Linked DNA regions of Homo sapiens: region 2 is linked to region 1. Evidence: read pairs that join two places in POLR2A ChIA-PET (ENCODE). Cell type or tissue: GM12878. All regions are shown on one strand. Each heading gives the region's core, and the rest is flanking DNA. Links, peaks and the distances in the headings are about the cores only.

Region 1 (4,391 bases), core at 329-4,328:
GCAGGTTGTCCTGCGGCCCAGAAAAAACTCTGATTCTAAAATCCTGAAGGTGCTTTGCCTCCAAGGGGCCTGCACGTTGAGGGACTTTTGAAAACAGGAGAGCTTTTCCACCATTGTCTCAGGGGCCTGTGCCCTTGCTTACAGAAAGAGTTAGACAGCAGCTCAATACATCCTTCCTAAGCACCTCTCTTCTACCCAATCCAGAAGCAGGCACAATGGGGAGAACGAGGGGAAGAGCTGAGAAGCTTTAAGGCTCAGGGTGTAGGAGCTTTGAGAGGCCATGGAGACCAACATGCCTTTTGAAGTAAAAATTCCTGCAACCACATCCCTGGTCATTAGATGTGGTCTTTGTCCTCTCAGAACAAACAGTTTAACAAAACCAAAGACATAAGCAGTGTTCCGGGGACTGGCAGTGTGCACATGGAGGCAGGGGGTTGTGGAGGCAGGGGGCTGTGCAGCCTGGAGTGTAAGTGCCAGGGGGGTCCTGAGCCCAGGGTGACCAGGGTGACCCATGCGAGTGGGACCATGTAGGACTGGAAGTGGGCCATCCAGACTAATAGATGGGAGTGTGAAGTGGGGAGTGTGAAGTGGTTAAATAATAATCATAAAAAGACACCAGGAGGAGGAAGAGGAAGGGGAGGGAGAGGGGAAGGGGAAGAACGAGATGATTAGAGAGACAGCAAGTTCCTCAACTCCCAAATCTCTGCTGCTTAAAATCCCACCATTAAATATTCATTTTGGGGAATTAAGTTTTGTGTTCTCTATTTTCATCTTTCAGAATGAAGCTTTCCTTGCTGAGAGAACATGTGAGGGCCCAAACAGGACATAAGAGGCTGAAAATCAAATAACAGGCAGATAGGAGAGGAATGAAGACAAACTCTGCCAATGTCACAATTTTTGCCGGAGATTAGCCAGTATGGCCAGCTGCTAGCCATGTCAACAGACAGGCTATGCAAGTACAGAGAAGACAGGGGAGGTCAGTGTGGACTAGGGGGTCAGGGAAGGCTTCATAATCCATTTGGGTCTTTACCCCCATTGACCTCAGGAAAACCCTGACATTTCACTTTGTTTCCCTGAAGTTCAGCCCTCCAAACAAATCTCCAAAATCAAGAGAGAAGCAAGGTCACTCTGACGCGCTGTGTTCTTGTTGACTTGTACAGCCTCTCCTTTCCAAAGCTCCCATCAGAGAAAAGCCCTTGAGAAGGTTTCACAGCAAAATTGTGAAGGTGCTGGGCTCTGAAGCCAGGCTCCACTGGCTGCATCTATGACCTTGACCTCCATCTCTCTGAAGCCCAGTTCCCTTATTTGTAAAATGGAACTGATGAGAGTACAGTCATTCTTTGGTGTCCGTGGGGGATTGGTTCTAGGACCCTCACTCCCCCAAGGATACCAAAATGTGACGGTACTCAAGTCCCTGATATAAAATGGTGTAGTATTTGCATATAACCTACACACATCCTCCCTATATTTTAAATCATCTCTAGATCACTTATACTTCCTGCAATGTAAATGCTATATACATAGCTGTTATACTGTATTGTTTAGGGGATGACAAGGAAAAAAAAGTCTGTTCATGTTCATCACAGATGGGACTATCTTTTTTTTTTCTCAAATAGGGTATTATCAATCCATGGTTGGTTGAATCCATCGATGCAGAGCCCACAGGTGTAGAGGGCCAACTGTATTTATTTCATAGGATTGTCATGAGAGCTGAACTATAAAATACACTTGAAGTACTTGGAATGCCAGGGACTGGGCATAGTGGCTCATACCTGTCATCCCAACACTTTGGAAGGCTGAGGCAGGAGGATCAATTGAGTCCAGAAGTTCAAGACCAGACTGGGCAATATAGTAAGACCTCATCCCTACAAAAAAAAAATTTAAAAATTAGCTGGGTGTGCTGGTGCACAGGAGGCTGAGATGGAGGGATCATTTGAGGCAGGAGGTCAAGGGTGCAGTGAGATGTGATCACATCACTGCCCTCCAGCTTGGGCAACAGAGCAAGACTCTGACTTGGAAAAAAAAAAAAAAAAAGCACGCCAGCCATTATGCTTGATAAATTTTGTTATTACTATCACTGATTTTCTGCAACTAGCCAAAGAATTCCTTGTCTACCTAACCAGAATGATTTTCACATTGTTCTTCCATTAATTCGATACTTACTTTCTGGGCACCTACTGTGAGTGGGAAGCTTTTCCGTCCTCAAGGAATGTACAACCCAAGTAGGAACAGTGAGACATTATCTTAAAGAGCGACAACATGGTGCAGGGGACAGGGATGTGAGTTGAACCTACAATGTTCCTGTATCAGTTAGGATTAGATCGGGCTACAAGCAAACTGAAAAGCCAACAGGATGGTGTGTTAAACAAGGTGAGAGTTTATTTTCTTCTCCTGTAAACAAACTCAAGAGGTAAACAGTCACAGGCTGGTGTCGTGGCTCAACCCTCGTTAAGGGTCCAGACTGTCCTCAACACGTGGCTTCTGCTCCAGGACACAGTATGGCACTTGAGCTCCAGCCCCGCCATCCTCATCTTCATCCTCATCATCATATTCATTCCAGCCACACTTGTAGAGCTTGTGCCAGGAACCCTTCTACTCACTCTTCAAATATGAATTCACGTAATCCTCACAGAATATCTACTGTTACGTAGATTTTCTTTTTATTCCCATTTTACTGCAAAGGAAACTGGCACAAAAGGGTTAGGTACTTGTCCAAAGTCACACAACTCATAGGTGGCAGGACTAGGATTTGAACTCCGCCAGCCTGGCTCCAGAGTCCATCTAGCCAGAGGAAGCAAAGAAAGGCATTCTCCTCCCTTTAATGTCGCTTTGGCCAGAACCTAATCACGTGCCCCTTCCAACTGCCAGGAAGGCTGGGAAATGCAGTCTTTATTTAGGACAGCAAAAACCCGGGAGTTCTATAACTGAGAAAGATGGGGAAATAAATCCTGGGGACCAATTTGTAGTCTCTGGCATGGACCCCTCTAAATGCACCCTTTCACCCAAAGTGAGACACCCTCAGCAATAATTCTGTATAACATGACCCTTCCCTTTGCCCCTGCCCCTAGAGAGGCTGGTCAGGGCTGAACTGGGATGAAGGAGGAGATTCCATCTTTCCATGTCAGACTGTGGCGTGTACCCTTGAGTACCATAAACAGTGGATTCCAGCCAAGTCTGCAAGGCCACAGTCTACAGAGAGAATAATTAAATGAATGTTCAGAGAGAGAACCCTACCCAAGCAGTATTTCCAGACGCCAGTGCCAGGGTTTCCTGAGGTGCTGTGCATTCCTGCCCTGGGACGCTGCAAGGCCCATTCACACGCTTGTGATAAGAATCCCCTTGTTTGGGCTGGGCGTGGTGGCTCATGCCACTAATCCCAGCATTTTGAGAGGCCAAGGTGGGAGGATCGCTTGAGACCAGCCTAGGCAAGATAGACCCTGTCTCTAAAAGAAAAAAAAAAAATCCCTTCGTTTGATCCAGTGGGTTTTGAACAATTGTCCAATTGCCATCAAAGAATCCTAACTTCACAACCAGGCAGATATGGTACAGATTGCTACTGGTGTCAAGGAAAATTCTTGAGGTATGGAGGAAAGAGAGAGATTGATGTGGCCCAGAGTAGCCTTCAGAAGGATCAGCAGAGGCTTCATAATCTGGGGTATTACAGCTGACATACAGTGCAGACCACAAGCTGGACGCTGTCTCAAGTGCTTTACACGTAGCCTCACTTAATCTTCACAATATCCAATGAAGCAGTTGCTACTACTATTGTCTTCCTTTTACAGATGAGTAAAGCTAGGCAAAGAAGGGTTACAAAACTTTCTCAAAAGGTCAAACTCTAGAGGAAATAGAACTGGGTCTTGTACCTGGTCAATCTGGTTGTAGATTCCATGCTCTTAATCACCATGTGGGTTTGAGCATTTGGTGTCTGGGTCTTGAACGAAGGGTAGGAATGTGATGGGCAGAGACAGGACTGTCCATACCAAGCAGGAGGCATGAGAAAGCCACACCATGGAGTCAGTAAGCACAAGGCTGACTTTGTGGGGCTGGGGATGACATGGAATCTGGAACAGCTGCAACACAGGTTCACAGGAGCAAGAGGGGGCCACCATGCTGGAGAGCAAGTTTGGGAGCTGATTCAAGGAGGGGACTGTGAATCTGTATAACAAGTTTGGGCCTTACTTTGGAGGCAACGGGGAGCCCTCAAGGGTTTTTTGGGGGGGTTTTTCGGTTTTTCTTTTTTTTTTGAGACAGAGTCTCGCTCTTTCGCCTGCAGCACTGCAGGCTGGACTGCAGTGGCATAATCTCGGCTCACTGCAACCTCCGCCTCCCAGGTTCAAGCGATTCTCCTGCCTCAGCCTCCCAAGTAGCTGGGATTACAGACACCCACCACC
Region 2 (4,391 bases), core at 270-4,269, 62 kb after region 1:
CACACATACATACACACACACACACACACACACACACACACCAACAGCAATTCCTAAACACAGAACCAGGCTCTCCAACAGGCCTGAACATGGGAGGATTCCTCTTTGTAGGGAGAGATGGGGCTGCTAAGGAATTGGAGAAAATTGTTTCCTCTTATTCCCCACCAACAGGATGGGAGTCACAAGGAGCAGGCACCGCTAGCCTCTTTCTAGCTCACACTGGTGCTGGGCTCCGTGGCTCTGCAGACCTGGGCTGCTCACTCACTCTCCCTCCACTTTCACGCAATATCTCTCTTCCATCCAAGTTGCAGGGAAAACCCTGGACCAGACAGTGGGGAAAGATGTTGCATTCACATCGAAAGACTCTGTGCTTCAGAGCAGCTATGGATGGAGCTCAGACTGTGCCAAGCCCACAGAATATCGGCTGGAAAGCTGGGATGATGTCGGCCACTGACCGTCCGTACCCTGCCTCCATCCCAGGACAATAGGAAACAATGTGGGGACAGGGATGGGGAGGTATAAGGACTCTCAATCTCCAGCAGCTGTAGGGTTGGCCAAAGTCCTTGTCCCACAGCCCTGACTTTTCAGTTCCAAACCGGCACAAACTCCAGGTTTGGCCGAGGATCAGCAAAGCGTATTCCAAGAATACCAAGCTGGGAGTCAAGGTCCTGGGTTCAAGACAGTCTGGGGAGAGCAAGGGGAGATAATGGCCACGAGTGTCCTTGGAAGGCCGGGTGGGTGGGTGAGGGGCCCATTGCCCTGAGGAACAAGAGCCCTGAGCGGGCTGACCGGTAGAGCTCTCTGGGCCCGGGCCAGGTCTTTGAGGCTCTTCCGCTCAGGAAAACCCGTTCTCTTTCCTGAGCCAGAGGGAGCAGGAAAACAGGAAACACATGTTCTTCGGGGGAGGCTGAGCACCCAGCCTTGAGAAGCCCCCAGGAGGACCTGCTCCCTGCATGAGAGTGTCCTGCCCCACCTGGGGACCTGCCCGGACCAGCCTTGAGGGAGAAACATGCTTATCAAGCTCATACAAAGAGCCCAGAACTGGTAGGCCAGATGTCTGCATTCCTACTTGCAACATTCCTGTGCAACCTTGGGCAGGGAGCTCCGCCTTTCTGGCCTCTGTCTCTTCCCCCGTCCAGTGGAGGTGACTGGCCCTGCCTTCCTGTCTGCCCTGCCTGCCTCACCAGCTTTGCAACCATAATGTCCCACGCACAGGGAAACACTGCTGGGAATCCTGAGGAGATTCTTTCCCTTCCCATCCTTTAAAACTCAGCCTCCAGGAAGCCTTCTCCGATTGTCCCAAAATGAAGATGGACTCACTTATGAGTGCCCCTCTGGCATTCACCACTTCCCCTCTTTGAGAGGCATGACACATTCTCTGCATCAGACAGAAGTCCTTGATGTCTGGCCATCTTGTCCACAAAATCATGAGCAACCTGAGGTTCAGTGGGTCTGGTTTTTCTTTGCGCCCCTCCCCAGCTGCCAGCAGGTGTGGAAGAAGCACTGGTTAAAAGCACCGCGCCTGTGTTGGATAATAAGTGAGACCTGCCCTCGACCCCACACACACCTCTCCCCTTTGATCCAGTCCTGGCCAGTAAGGACTTGGGATTTTGCCAGTGCAATAACCAGGGCACACCGGGAAAGTGGCTCAGCAGACCAAGAGGTCCCCCTGAGATCTCTCTAAGCTGTCTGTGGCCAGGACAGGGGAGCTCTAGGAAGACTTTGCTGGTCCCGCCTCCACCTGCCTGCATCCTCCTCAGAACAGCACTGCAGGCCTGGCTTGGCTCACTGAGCTCAATATCTCTCAAGGCCAGTGCCTGGGTATGGTTTGAGGGCTCTGAGAAGGAGGCCTTTGGAACCACTCAAGGATGCCTGAAGTGCTGAGACTATGGTGTGTGTGCTGTCTCTTTGAGTGTGCTTGTTGTGTCATTATTCCCTTAGAAGTGTTCATGATTTTTTCCCTCTATTTCCTTTCAGAAGCCTGGCCTGGGCATGGTGACTGGCAAATGCCTTAGGGAAGTTAGGGGGACTGGTGGGGAGGGAGGCCAGGCTGCTAGGTTGGCTCTCCCTACAGAGTGGGAGCTGGCAGAGATGCCCGCCAGAAACGAGTCTCTCTATTCTATCGTGTAGAGCCGGCAATTCCCAGCCACTCTTGGATCTAGGTGGGCCCATGAGACTAGTTGTCACAGATTGAACATAAAGTTAATGATACATGTTACATTCAGGCCAAGGTGGTTAGAAGAGGTTGTGTCTTCTCCACCCACTCTTTCCTGTCTGCTCTCTAGATGCAGAGGACTCAGGCCTAAGGGAGGGTAGAGTCATTTGGTACAAAGAGCTTGGATCCCTGACTCACCACGTGGAAGCCCTCCTACCGACCAGGAGCACCCATAGTGGACTGTTATGTGAGTGACAAGTAGCCTCTATTATGTTCAGCCACTGAAATTTTGGGATTCATTTGTTTCATCAACCCGCATTACCCTAATGCAGTTGCCTTACAGGGACAAGACTGCAAAGAGGAAATGGGTCCAACACTCCAGATCTGCCTACTTAGGCCCAATGTAGGACTTGGAATGTGATTGGGCCCACTTCCTCAGCCTTGGCCATTGGTTTGGCCCCAGTGAGGGGATGCTCTGAGTTCAGGTGACTAAGAGCAGAACTGTCTATTTCTCACTCATTTTCTGGCTTCCCAGAATCAATCCTAGCCCCACTCCAGACCCTCCTACCCTGGGCCTTCCAGCTTGACATTGTGACTGGGAACCTTTCCGAATCCTAACTTTTGACATTACATTTTACCTAGGATGGTCTTTCCAATCTGTCTTGGAGCCTCTCTGGGATCATGGTTCCCTCCCTTCCTCAGAGTCTGCTGAGCCCTGTGAAAGTCCAGGGGCCAGATCAGGCCCATGGCTGCCTACAGCAGAATGACTCCAGGCCAAGGGTGTTCTGTGCCTCATCTCATTCAATCCTCACAATAAGCCCATGAAGTAGAAACCTGGGTCACCATCCTGATTCTGTCCTTTGGATGTCATAATTCCCACGTTGCAGATGAGAAGACCAAGGCATGAAGAAGGCAAACTTGTTCAAGGACATATAGCTCATTTGGTAGGGCCAGGTCTAGAATCCAAGTCATGTGGTCTCTGGAGCCTGCACTCTGAAATCACTAAGTCATACTCCCTTGCAAATATAGGTGTTCAATAAACAGGTGTTAAATTAATTTTTTTTTAATTTTAAAAGGCAAGGCAGACAGATTACCATTGGCCAAATAAAAGCCTCTAGGTTGGTAGTATTAGGTGGCCACGGGATCTTCTGAGGAATGTTCCTAGAGAGTGTGACACTTGGGGTTAAGTCACATGATCTCACTGTGCCTGGTTTTCTTTCCAAGATCCTGTCAGTAGCTCAGGAGCATATGTTTGTATGGTGTGTGTGTGTGTGTGTGTATGTAAATACAACAAAGAGAGGCTTTAAGCAGAGCTATCCAACAGAAATAAGATGCCAGCCATAGGCCGGGTGCCGTGACTTACACCTGTAATCCCAGCTCTTTGGGAGGCCAAGGTGGGCAGATCACTTGAGGTCAGGAGTTCAAGACCAGCCTGGGCAACATGGCGAAACCCCATCTCTACAAAAAATACAAAAATTAGCCGAGTGTTGTGGTGCATGCCTGTAGTCCCAGCTACTCAGGAAGCTGAGGTGGGAGGATCCCTTGAGCCCAGGAGGTGGAGGTTGCAGTGAGCCGTGATCATGCCACTGCACTCCGGCCTAGGTGACAGAGCCAGATCCTGTCTCAAAAAAAGAAAAAAAAAATGCAAGTCATATATATAATTTTACATTTTCTAGTAGCTGCATTTAAAAAAGGAAAAAGAAACATGTAACACTAACTTTAGTAATGGATTTTACTTCATTATGTAAGAAATATTATTTCAACATGCAATGAATGTGAAAAATTAATGAAAGCTGGGTGCAGTGGCTCTCGCCTGTAATCCCAACACTCTGGGAGGCCAAGGTGGGTGGATCACCTGAGGTCAGGAGTTCAAGACCAGCCTGGCCAACATGGTCAAACCCTGTCTCTACTAAAAAAAAATACAAAAATATTAGCCAGGCATGGTGGTGCACACATGTAGTCTCAGCTACTCGGGAGGCTGAGGCAGGAGAATCACTTAAACCCAAGGAGGCAGAGGTTGCAGGGAGCCGAGATCACACCACTGCACTCCAGCCTGGACGACAGAGTGAGACTCTATCCCTGCCCCCCTCCCCTCCAAAAATTAATGAGATCCTTTACATTTCTTTTTTTGTACTAAGCCTTCAAAGTTCAGTATGTACTCTACATGAACAACATGTCTCAACTCGGACTAGCCACATTTCAAGTGCTCAAGAGACATAAGTGGCAAGTGGCCACA

The links. ChIA-PET counts read pairs that join two places held together with the same protein. Peaks named below come from ENCODE experiments on the same cell type or tissue, not always from the same donor. Only the 100,000 strongest peaks of a DNase experiment are listed, where the experiment ranks them.
Region 2: POLR2A ChIA-PET joins it to region 1 with 7 read pairs; 5 of 35 experiments call an interaction of 5 or more read pairs at or near these places.

What each region holds. Positions count from the first base shown.
Region 1 is chr2:42,938,452-42,942,842 of GRCh38, reverse strand. It overlaps LOC112268413 (a long non-coding RNA gene), which reads right to left and starts at 1,810. Exons shown (of 3, transcript XR_002959381.2): 1 at 1,773-1,810. In GM12878, for the core only: no CTCF peak of the experiment used is centred there; no DNase peak of the experiment used is centred there.
Region 2 is chr2:42,876,718-42,881,108 of GRCh38, reverse strand. No RefSeq gene overlaps it. Among named protein-coding and RNA genes, the nearest start is that of TRI-TAT2-1, 68 kb to the right of the region's middle. In GM12878, for the core only: no CTCF peak of the experiment used is centred there; a DNase peak (open chromatin) is centred at 2,278.